Linked DNA regions of Homo sapiens: regions 2 and 3 are each linked to region 1. A link is a contact called in ENCODE Hi-C or POLR2A ChIA-PET data. All regions are on one chromosome and are shown on one strand. Each heading gives the region's core, a stretch centred on a gene start or an enhancer-like site at or near the end of the contact. The rest is flanking DNA. Distances are from core to core; before and after follow the strand shown.

Region 1 (3,930 bases), core at 870-3,369:
GATCAAAGGCCTGGAAGAATACTGAGCAAGGGCAAGACTTCCCATGCTAGGCCAGAACAGATCTAGAGACCTGTAGGGTCGGAAGGGGAGAGATGAAGAGGAAGCAAAGAGAGTGAAAAAATGAGGTGAGACTATGCCAACTTCCAGCAAGAAGAACAGACAAAACCCCTGCAGAGGTTTAGGGATCTGAGGTCAGTAAGAACCCATGGCTACTTTTCTGAAATAGTTTCTGGAGTAGAAAGGCTACAGTCTGTGTCTAGGCAGCTGTGCCTGCGACAGGCCCCTTGCCTACCTCCCTAGATGGCTCAATGTTACAAGAGTCCCCAAAGGCCTACGTGCAGCCACAGAATAAGGCCAAAGGAGACCAGAATTGACAGATTGTTCATACCACCTAGCAGAATAGGGCTCAATTCAGCTGTGAACAAATAGTTATATTCCTCACATATCTCTGTGTGTGGACTGAGATTCACACCTGCTACAAGAAAATGGGCATTCCAGGCAGAAGGAACCTAAACAAAAAACAGAAGGATTGGAGGGCAGAGAACTTCCCGGGAGAACCAAGTAGAGGCCTAATAGTGAGGGTTTTTGAATACCAAATCAACTCAAAAGTTAGAGAGATTCTCTGAAAAGTTAGTCTCATCAACCAACTCTTCTGCACAAACCCTGCCAGTGACTTTCTATCTCATTTGGAGAAAAATTCTACTAGGTCCTGGCACATCTCACTAACTTCATCTCCCACCACTCCCCCTCACATTCCAGAACCAGACTCACTTACTGCCCTTAAAATAAACCTCAGGACTATATTTGCTTTGCCCTTTTATCTGGAATGTATCCCCCAGCTACATGCATAGCTTTCTTCCTCATTTCCCTCAGATCTCTGCTCAAATAGTATCTTCTCAGATACATTTTCCTTGGCATCCCTATATAAAATAGTTCTGCTTCTAACACTCTTAATCCTTTTACAACATTACCCTTTGTCATTGCAATTAATCCTACTCTGGTGTGCACCCCTGCCTTGCCACCACTACCACCAAACATAAACACCATGAGTAAATTTTGTTTGTATGTTCATTGCCGTAAACAAAATATAGAACAAGGCCCGACACAGAGCAGACACTCAATAAGTGAATGAATTGATGGGACCAGGTCTCAAGCTCTGAGATTAAAAAATTTGAGAAATCATGCTTTTTAAGTAAACCAACCACTTTCAATTTGAAGTTCATTAAAAGTCTTCAGAGAGTGATTATTCCGGGATCACTAATAACTCTAATTTTATACGTATAATTATATACGTGGGGCCTGCATATCAATATGTGACCAGCACAATGTGTGATGAGAGTGACTTTCACATGCCACTGAGCAAGTGTCCTTTTTATACAGTCTTGTTGCTGTGTGTTTTTACATGTATACATATATGTATGTGTGTATACTATGTGTATGTATACACACACACACACACAACTCACGACAAGCCTATATTCTCTGATTTTTTTTAATCTGAAAGCTTTTTCTGACACAAATCACTGTTTGTCTTTTGCAGCGATGCATTCTATGGTGACTTAATGTTTTCAATTGTTCACAACTGAGCTATACTTAGAGATCTATATGTTTTTACATTTGAAAATAAATATCAGGGAGAATATTACTATTTTAAAGGTAATAGTAGAACTTTTAGTGAACACTTGATATCAAACACATTGTGTTTTTCTAGTAAGTTAAGCATCTCTCCACAAACTAGTACCTTGAAAAACAAGTACCAACCAAAACATTTGGAAGTTGTTTTTGTTGGTTTGTTTTAAACAACAACAAAAAAGGCCATTTCCACTAGCAAACAGAAGCAAGGTACAAAACTTAGCTTAGTAACAAAAACACAAAAGATGAGTAAATACCCACAGGTTTTTATTGGGGAAAGTCAGCGGGACACCCTGGGAAACAGAGCTTGGAAAGAGTGCCTCCTAGTGGGCAAACTAACTCAATGTAGACGTGATGAGATGGAAAAGTACCTTTTACACGAAAATGAAATGGGATATTTGGGAAATCATACCACTAATGAAAAAACATTCACAGCCCTGAGAACTCATTTCCTGGCAAGTTACCACTTCCTTGAATTCTCTCACCTGCTAAAATGATTACATACAGATTTACCCACGAAGAAAATAAACTAAGCTGCCCTGCAATGCTTGAGAAATCCCTTCTAGCAAGTGGAAAATTTATAACAATTTATGTGGAGAAGGAAAATAAAACAAAGTGAGTAAAGTAAAAATCTAAAGCTAGAGTCCCTCATGCTTATCTTTGCTGTTTCAACTTTGTGCCTCTGCTCTTATGGACCATTCATTTTATGTCCACTAAATATTCAATTAAGTTTTCAGATTTTAGGGGCTTAAATTTATTTAAGCAGCAAGGAACATCAATTTTTCTCTAAGCCAATATACGGTAAAGGATTTTCAAGTATATGCCTGTCCAGAAAGAGTGATTTCATTTCTTTTCATCAATTAGGAAACATGCGTAATTATAGACTAACAAGTAGGAATTAACCATTATTAAAATATTTCTTTTAAGAAATTGTGTTGTCAATTTTAATAAAATGTTTGTTGAATTATGCTGTTTTCCATACTTCAACATAATCACATATAAAATTTGGCACATAAGCAAAATGATTTTTTTCTTACAATTTGTGATTTTTAAAAATATGCTGACTTCCAGGTAGAATTATATTACTTCAAGAAAAGCAAACATTTTACCTAGTGAAATTTGTCAATTTGGGCATCACTAGGAGAACTGAACTAAGAAAAGGAATTTGATTTATAGAAACTATTTGAATGTATCTAGCTCCATAAGTGAGCTAGCTTCATTAAGTGAGCTGGATACATTCTTGGATAAGTGACTAACTTTTTGGAAAACTCATCCCTTCCACATCACCCCTTTGCCCTAAATCTTCACTGTATAAACTTGTTTGATATCTGGCCCTTGATGACTTAGCTCTTGTTTACCAGTCCAGCCTCATCCCCCATGACTTCTCAAATTTGCATTACCCACCAGTCATCTTAAACTGCTGTTTCATTCTCTTTCTCCATCCATACACGACATTCTGTCGGATCTGCCTGCTTTTACCAGTGCTGCTTGCTTTGCCAGGACACACTTCCAGCAAGTACCTCCTTCTCCCTCCTCTCTCTCTTCACCTATAAAAAAATCTACAAATCTTTCAGCTTTGGTGTCATCTATTCCGAGTCACCTTGGGATGAACAAAGTGGCCCCTTCTCTGAGGTCTCATGGCACAAGTTCAGAAGTTTTCTTATCACTGATGCAACATACTAAAATATTCTGGTTAGGTTTCTCCTTCAAAGTTAGGCAGTAGTAATCCCAGATGGCCCAGAGGGGACCCTCTGCAAGTGTTTAATGAATTGGATATTCTATATTATGCAGGCTCTCATATTGTGAGAGATATTTCATTAAAACCTAGGTAAAATTATTGTTACCGAACATGAAACCACAATATTTCCTCATGTAAGTTATTTACAGTAGTGCAAGACCAAGTTGATTAGGGCAGTAAAAATTATCAGGTAAGCAAAGGAGGATTATAGTTTCTGCTTGAAAATTTGGACTCACGTAAATTTAGAAATAACTCTCTAGTATTTAAAAATTAAAATTTTGGCTAACACTAATATTTGGTCCTTTTTTCTTTGGTTAAAAAAGACACATAAATACTCAGACACAAAATGATACTGTTTCATTGACAAGAATTCATACATTGAATACCAAGTTATAAAAGTCCATGTACAAAACCACCCAGGCAATAAAAGTATTACCATTTGGTCGTTATGAATTTTAGATTATGTAGGAATGTTCTTGGCCAATTAAGTCTATAATAAAAATACGTATTTTTTTTAAGTTGGCATTCTCATTCACTATTTCTGTTTGTTTCTTATTTGG
Region 2 (3,930 bases), core at 751-3,250, 380 kb before region 1:
TACTTGAAAGTTGACCAACATTTGTCAAACAAAAAAATCTAGAGAATACTGCTCTTTAATGACCAACATGAAAGTACTGTGCTACTAAATTTTATATTTATTTATTTATTTACTTATATTGAGACAGGGTCTCTTTCTGTCACCCAGGCTGGAGTGCAGTGGTATGATCATGGCTCACCACAGCCTCCATCTCCTGGGCTTAGGTCATCTTCCAGCCTCAGCCTCCCATGTAGCTGGGAACACAGGTGCATGCCACCATATCCAGCTAATTTTTTGATATTTTTGTAAGGACAGGGGTGTCACTCTTGCCTGAGCTGGTCTTAAACTCCTGAGCTCAAGAGATCCTCCCACCTCGGCCTCCCAAAGTGCTAGGATTATAGGTGTGAGCCACCATACCCAGCCTACTAAATTTTAATAATGGTAACTTCTGCAATTTTCAGGAAATAGCTACTAGGTAGGATTTCCTCCTAGGCCACTTTTCTCTTTTCTTTTTTTCCCCCTTCCCTTTCCCCTTCTTCTCCTTCCCCTTTTTCCTCTTCCCCTTCCCCTTCTTCTCCTTTCAGAAGGAGTCTCGCTCCATCACCCAGGCTAGAGTGCAGTGGGGTGATCTGGGCTCTCTGCAACCTCCATCTCCCAGGTTCAAGCGATTCTACTGCCTCAGCCTCCGAGTAGCTGGGATTATAGGAGTGCACCAACACATCTGGATTTTTTGGATTTTTTGTAGAGACAGGGTTTCACCATGTTAGGTCAGACTGGTCTCCAACTCCTGATCTCAAGTGATCTGCATGCTCCGGCCTCCCAAAGTACCGGGATTATAGGAGTGAGCCACCACACCTGGCCTCTAGGCCACGTTCTTAAAGCTTTGTCCTGTCACCATTTATCTGCCAGGGACAAAAACAAAGAAACAAACAGAAGTAAGCCGATATCAAGTAGAAAAAAAAGCAAAACAAGTTAAGATTCTATTATGCTAGGAAGGTAGGTATAGATAAGTTCCTATAGGACCCTAATGGTCAGGATATTGAATTTCGACTTTATCCTGAAGACAATAGGGAGTCTTTGATATGGAGACAGACTAGAAATGTAAAATCAGTCTCTACATTTCAGAAACAAGGCTGAGTGCCGTGGCTCATGCCTAGAATCCCAGCACTTTGGAAGGCCGAGGCGAGCGGATCACTTGAGGTCAGCAGTTTGAGATCAGCCTGGCCAACATGGCGAAACTTCGTTTCTACTAAAAATACAAATAGCCAGGTGTGGTGGCAGGCGTCTGTAATCCCCGGTACTCAGGAAGCTGAAGCAAGAGAATTGCTTGAACCCAGGAGGCAGAGGTTGCACTGAGCCAAGATCACACCATTGCACTCCAGCCTGGGCAACAGAGTGAGACTCAGTCTCAGTAACAAAATCTAGGCTGGGCGTGGTAGCTCACGCCTGTAATCCCAGCACTTTGGGAGGCTGAGGTGGGCGGATCACCTAAGGTCAGGAGTTCCGGAGCAGCCTGGGCAACATGGTGAAACCCCGTCTCTACTAAAAATGCAAAAATTAGCTGGGTGTGGTGGCATGCGCCTGTAGTCCCAGCTACCAGGGGAGGCTGAGGCAGGAGCATCACTTGAACCCGGGAGGTGGAGGTTGCGGTGAGCCAAGATCACACCACTGTACTCCAGCCTGGCTACAGAGTGAGACTCCATCTCAAAAAAGAAAAAAAAAAAAGAAAATCTATTGACAAGATTGACAAGAGTTCATTTTAAAGATGATTCTCTACACTTGGAGCATGGGATCTTGCCTGTCAGCAATTTTCAGCCGTCTCCAGATTAGTAACTGTGACTTGCCACCCTGGTTGATGGGCTGGCAGGAAGGAGTGTGTCATATCAGAGATTGCCACAGACACCCAGGGCAATGTGATTTGTCACTTAAAGAGGACGGCAGATCAAGAGCATCTCATCCTCCGGCTGCTGAGTCATCCTGCTCTGGCAGTTATTTAAACAGAAGGCTCCAGGAGACATACAATCAACACTCCACTCAGACAATGCCCAGACCTCCAGAAACCATGTGTCAAGCTCGGATTGCCTTAGACAGGTGCAATTTAAGAACAGCTTTCATCCTCTTTTCTCTCATATTGTCACACTATGTGTTCTGACTTCTGGCTCCTTTCCTCACAAGAAGCTCACCCAGCTGGAACTCTTATGGGACCTTGGCACCAGAGACCACAAATTCCTCTTTGAAGTTTTCTAACAGCAACAATGGTATTTCTGACTTGGCTTTCTTGTATTTCTCTCACGTTAACAAAATTGGTTCAGCATCTACCATGGGCTACATGCTGAGCTACAGGTAAGGTTTGGCTAAAGGATGAATAAGAACCCCTCCTTGTCTTCAGGAGTTTGTCTAGCAGAGGAGTCTGTCATGTAATCAGGAAACTCCAGTACACAACGTGATAGCTCTAAGACAGGTATATACAAGATGATGTTCTGGACCTTAACTGTTTGGGGAGTACTACTGCCTTTGTCTAAAAGCCATCACCCTTTTTATATGCCATTTGGGAGGAACTGGGGGGACGTGGGAGGCTTCAAAGGGTTATGGGAGGATGGACATTTTAAAAGGGCTTTTCTTTTCTTTTTTTTTTTTTGAGACAGAGTTTCGCTCTGTCGCCCAGGCTGGAGTGCAGTGGCGCGCGATCTCGGTTCACTGCAAGCTCCACCTCCCGGGTTCACGCCATTCTCCTGCCTCAGCCTCCTGAGTAGCTGGGACTACAGGCGCCCGCCACCACACCCAGGTAATTTTTTGCATTTTTAGTAGAGACGGGGTTTCACCGTGTTAGCCAGGATGGTCTCGTTCTCCTGACCTCATGATTCACCCGCCTTGGCCTTCCAAAATGCTGGGATTACAGGCGTGAGCCACTGTGCCCTGCCAAAGGCCTTTTCAAATCTAACGATGTACTCACATTTCCACCTGTCTGCCAGCCCTTGTCCAGTTTGACCTGGGCACTCACTGCTGCTCTGGTGGTGAGTACTGCTGATGGTTCTTTTCCCTGCCCATCCTTGAGGTGCTCGCTTCAATATGTCAAATGAGGACTCTCATTACATTTGGCTGTCATACATCAGCCACAACTGTCCTGCCCAGAAGAGCTGGCCTTGGCTTTAAAGCCTACATCCTGGCTGACCTTCTTTACTGCTTTATTAAGGAATCCAACTTGCTGTTTGCTATCACATGTGCTATACATGCTGTTGATGAAACTGCTAAAGGGGCTGAATGTGACTGACGTCTTTGGAAGGATGAGACTTAGCGTGCCTGTACAGTTGTGTCCAAATGCTGTCCTCATCTCCCAATGAAAAGGTATTGTAAATAAAGAGAAAGATCAGAGGCTTATTTTAAACACTAAATATGAGCTAGGAGCTGTCCTAGACACTATGTAAAAGTTTTATTTAGTTCTCACTGTAATGTTGGCCTTATGTTAGCATCCCATTTTTCAGACTGAGGAAATTATGGCTCAGAGAGGTTAAGAGACTTATTGAAGGTCACACAGCTCCACAAACTTTGGTGTAGATTGAACGTGTACATGGGTCTATGTGACTTTGAATCTTGCATTCTTTACATTATTGGAATATTTCACAGAAGGAAAATGACATATTAACATGGCAATAAGATTTCTGGTTCCAGTCTGGTTACTGGTCTTCCAAGAGTGTTATAGGATGTATAGCCTGAGCTCTGAAGCTTTGTTCTGAAGCATGCTATCAATATGAACAAATTGGTATGGAAGGAAGCCACAAATTATATACTAAAATCTAGTTCATCAGAGGAAAATATAGTTAAATACATTTACATTCCCAGAACTGTTAATATTGAAGAATAAAACACACAGTGGGAAAGAGACGAAGAGAAAATACGCCTGTTTTTATGACTTGTTGATATCTACAGGGTTTTTCCTTAAGCCTCACAACA
Region 3 (3,930 bases), core at 514-3,013, 350 kb before region 1:
AATAATTTGACTTTTTTTTTAAGGCTAGCGCATTAAGTATACCTCCCATTACAACTAGTTCAAGTATATGAGATTCCATTTCTGGTCCATATTACTCATTTTGCTTTCTTGGGCTCTGATCCTCTCTCGTATTTTCATGTTTCCTATTTGTATTTGTTTGGGGCTTTTCTCTCCTTTACAAAATTGGGTAGTCATGCTTCTCCAGTAACCTTGGTGAGTCAGTTCAACCTCTAATTACTTCAGTCTCCTTGCCTGCAAGAAAAGCAGTCAAACTACACGAACACTCTATTGTTTTGCATCATTTCACACGTACACAGGGATAAGGAGGGAAATAATTCTCCCAATGAAGCAGAACCACCGGTAACAGCTGGCACAACTTCTAAAGACCCAGTCTGTCTTGAAAAACAGCCGCAAATTGTCCCTAAATAATAATTACCCCACCTGTATCAGGACTATCTCACTGACTAGCTGCACTTCATGACACAATACCTGCTATTAACTCTCAGCATGGATATAAACATTGCCATAATATTTTTTAAAACCAACAATGTATCATTTGCACATTAGGACAACAGAATGTTAGTTAAGGCACAGAAAACACAAAGGCATGGCTACCCTGTTCTTTGGTGACTCCATATCTAATTATTACCACACATGTCTCCAGTCTTTAGACAAATTTAGTTATTATAAGGGTGGTTGGACAAATAGCAAAGATTTGATTTTCATTAACAAAGGGCACATCAGAACCGAGTTAATCCTTCCCAGTTACCCAACATTCAAAGCTTCTAGTGCAGTCACTTTCTAGTCATTTTAGAACCCAGAGCAGTGTGACGATTTGATGCTTAAGTTTCAACACGTTTTATTAATCCATTCTTCTTGTGCTTCATTTAAAATATTGGAAACTATAAAAAGATCAGCGTGTTAATCCTCTGCCAGGAAACGGGAAAAAAAAGTTAAAAACCTAACAACAACACGAAAAGAGCAAGAGCGCTGGAATCTCAGCTTTGAGGAAACACATGGGATGAAAGCATCCGCCCAAGCTCTAACCATTTGTCACATGGGACTCTTCCCCTCGGGGGTGAATCCTGGATGTCCCCAGGATGGAGCGAGGAGGTCGTGCGTGCGGGCGAGTGTGTGACTGCAGGGGGCCTTGGCGGCGCGAGGAGGCGACGCCGCCCCCTCCCTCAGGCGCAGGGAGGGTCTTCCAGGAAGCGGCGGATCTCTGCTGACTCCGCGGCTGCGGGCCCCGGGCTGCGGCCGCCCAGGCCGGCACGTAGCGCCGAGCGTGACTCAGCGCTGACTCATCCGACTCGCTGCCAGTGGATTTCCCCCGTCAGCTGCTCGCGCTACTCCTGTCGCCGGGAGCTCGCAGGACTTCGCAGATACCGCTGCCTCCTTAGTCTTTCCTGAATAGCAGAGCAGTCCTGTCGCTTTAAACAGAGCAAGGCAGCTTTCACTGCTTTTGAATCCCGACCGAGCGGGGCACTGCCGTGCTTTGTTTTCTTTGCCTTTAAGAGTGCAATAGTCCACTAATCAAATTCTTTCATCAAAAGAGTGTTGGGACAAATCCCTGACATCGTCCTTCCACTGTGATTTGGAGATGACCTCCACCCAGGTTTCACTTCCGTTGTACCCAGCTCTCGTCTTATTTTTGTCCCTCATTTTGTGAATTTATCCTCTCACTACGCTTGATAACTAACCTTGGCGCAAACCCACAACTGTGGTGACGCAAATCAGGTTGGAACTTGGCATCGTTGTGTGCGGGCAGTGAGGGACTTACTGTAAAAACTGGGGCCTTCATAAAGGCGTTCTTATTTGCAATCCTACTTGCTGATTAGATACCGTGCTCATTTTCTGTCTGCCACTCCCCTTTGAAAGTTCCTGAGACAGGCCGGGCGCGGTGGCTCACGCCTGTAATCCCATCACTCTGGGAGGCCGAGGCGGGCGGATCACGAGGTCAGGAGATCGAGACCGTCCTGGCTAACACGGTGAAACACCGCCTCTATTAAAAAATACAAAAAATTAGCCGGGCGTAGTGGTGGGCGCTTGTAGTCCCAGCTACTCGGGAGGCTGAGGCAGGAGAATGGCGTGAACCTGGGAGGCGGAGCTTGCAGTGAGTGCCACTGCACTCCAGCCTGGGCGACAGAGCGAGACTCCGTCTCAAAAAAAAAAAAAAAAAAAAAAAAAGAAAGAAAGAAAGCTCCTGAGACAGATTTAGATGGACTGCTAAAACCTGTCCATCTAAATGGACCGGTTTAGATGGACCGCTCCCGGTCGTGCTCATTTCTTCTTCCCCAGAGTTCAATCTGCAGCGCAGCAGCAGGGCAGCATTTCTCTAACTTTACCGTGGACCGCCTGCATCAAAAGCGCCGCGGTAAAAATGCAGATTCTTGAAGCTCACTTCAAATTACAGACTCAGAATGTCCTGGCTGGGTGGGGGCATGGAGGCACCTGTCTGAGGTCGGGGCCTAGAAATAATCCATCGTATTAACCAACTACCTATCAGTGATTCTTAGGTACATTTAGGTTTGACAACTATAGCAAGAGGGCGAGGATGTGAGACATTATACTGGGTAGACTCTAGGACTCCTTACGATATAGAACACTGTGTTCTAAAATTGATGTTTAAGTTTTGATGGAAGGAAAAAATATTTCCAAATTTGGTTTTATATATTATATTGTTTGCTTTAACTGTATATTTATATAGACAAATTTCTTTTCTTTTTTTTTTTTTTTCTTTAAAGAGAGAAGGCCGAGGCGGGTGGATCATGAGGTCAGGAGATCGAGACCATCCTGGCTAACAAGGTGAAACCCCGTCTCTACTAAAAATACAAAAAATTAGCCGGGCGCGGTGGCGGGCGCCTGTAGTCCCAGCTACTGGGGAGGCTGAGGCAGGAGAATGGCGTGAACCCGGGAAGCGGAGCTTGCAGTGAGCCGAGATTGCGCCACTGCAGTCCGCAGTCCGGCCTGGGCGACAGAGCGAGACTCCGTCTCAAAAAAAAAAAAAAAAAAAAAAAAAAAAAAAAAAAAAAAAAAGAGAGAGTCTTTCTGTGTTGCCCAGGCTGGCCTCGAACTCCTGGGCTCAAGGAACCCTTCCGCCTCAGCCTCTCCAGTAGTTAGGACTACAGGCGTGCACCACCACTCGGCTCTTTTTCTTTCTTCCTTTTTATTTTTATTTACTTATTTTGAGACATGGTCTCACTCTCTCGCCTAGGCTAAAGTGAAGTGGTGGGATCTTGGCTCACTTCAGCCTCACCCTCCCCAGAATCAGGTGATAGTCCCACCTCAGCCTCCCCAGGGGCTGGGGCTACAGGTGTGTGCCACCATGCCTGAATAATTTTTGTATTTTTTTAAGAGACAGGGTTTCACCATGTTGCCCAGGCTGGTCTCGAACTCCTGGGCTCAAGGGATCCGCCTGCCTCGGCCTCCCAAGGTGCTGGGATTACAAGGGTGTACCACCATACCTGGCCGGCTCTTTTTTTTTTTTTTTAATTAGAACTTTGTTTATAAAATAAAATCAAGTTTCTATAAATTTTCTTTATTTCAGAGTAATATTTTTCCAATCTGACTTTGTGTCAGAATTACCCAAAGAGTTATAGAAAAACTCTTAATTCCTTGACCAGCCCTCAGGCTTAAAGACACTATCTCTGAAAGTGAAGCCCCCCAAATAGGCATTTTTTTCTTTTTTGACATGGTCTTACCCTGCTGCCCAGGCTGAAGTGCAGTGGCATGATCACTGCTTGCTGCAGCCTCAGTCTCCCAAGGGTCAGGTGATCCTCCCACCTCAGCCTCCCAAGTAGCTGGGGCTACAGGCGTGTGCCACACCTGGCTAATTTTTGTATTTCTTGTAGAGATGGGGTTTTTCCATGCTCCCCAGGCTGGTCTCAAATTTCTGAGCTCAAGTGATCCGCCTACCTAGACCTCTTAAAG

The links. Hi-C counts contacts between places; a loop is a spot of excess contacts on that map. ChIA-PET counts read pairs that join two places held with the same protein, here RNA polymerase II (POLR2A). Pooled maps may share reads with other maps.
Region 2: a map of sigmoid colon shows a loop between it and region 1 (4-fold over the local background). The contact joins the promoter of LUCAT1 here to the enhancer-like site in region 1. A Hi-C loop is called at or near these places in 3 of 168 maps with a recorded cell type or tissue (endothelial cell of umbilical vein, esophagus muscularis mucosa and sigmoid colon), 1 of 37 single-sample maps with no recorded cell type and 11 of 50 pooled maps.
Region 3: a loop to region 1 is called in a map of endothelial cell of umbilical vein, with 9 times the contacts of the local background. The contact joins two enhancer-like sites. A Hi-C loop is called at or near these places in 2 of 168 maps with a recorded cell type or tissue (IMR-90 and endothelial cell of umbilical vein) and 16 of 50 pooled maps. POLR2A ChIA-PET finds 5 or more read pairs at or near these places in 2 of 52 experiments (H1 and MCF 10A).

What each region holds. Positions count from the first base shown.
Region 1 is chr5:90,930,325-90,934,254 of GRCh38, reverse strand. All of the region lies in intron 83 of ADGRV1 (adhesion G protein-coupled receptor V1), which reads right to left. Among named protein-coding and RNA genes, the nearest start is that of ADGRV1, 370 kb to the right of the region's middle. Within about 2 kb of position 2,119, at least 5 of the 41 ENCODE cell types and tissues checked have a DNase peak (open chromatin) inside an H3K27ac peak, as active enhancers do.
Region 2 is chr5:91,312,472-91,316,401 of GRCh38, reverse strand. LUCAT1 (lung cancer associated transcript 1) reads left to right here and starts at 2,000. Exons shown (of 5, transcript NR_103548.1): 1 at 2,000-2,322; 2 at 2,625-2,764; 3 at 3,173-3,324. RefSeq lists enhancers at 1,701-2,488, 1,376-2,575, 3,927-3,930.
Region 3 is chr5:91,277,989-91,281,918 of GRCh38, reverse strand. No RefSeq gene overlaps it. Among named protein-coding and RNA genes, the nearest start is that of LUCAT1, 34 kb to the left of the region's middle. RefSeq lists enhancers at 518-1,459, 1,202-1,461, 1,460-2,401. Within about 2 kb of position 1,763, at least 39 of the 41 ENCODE cell types and tissues checked have a DNase peak (open chromatin) inside an H3K27ac peak, as active enhancers do.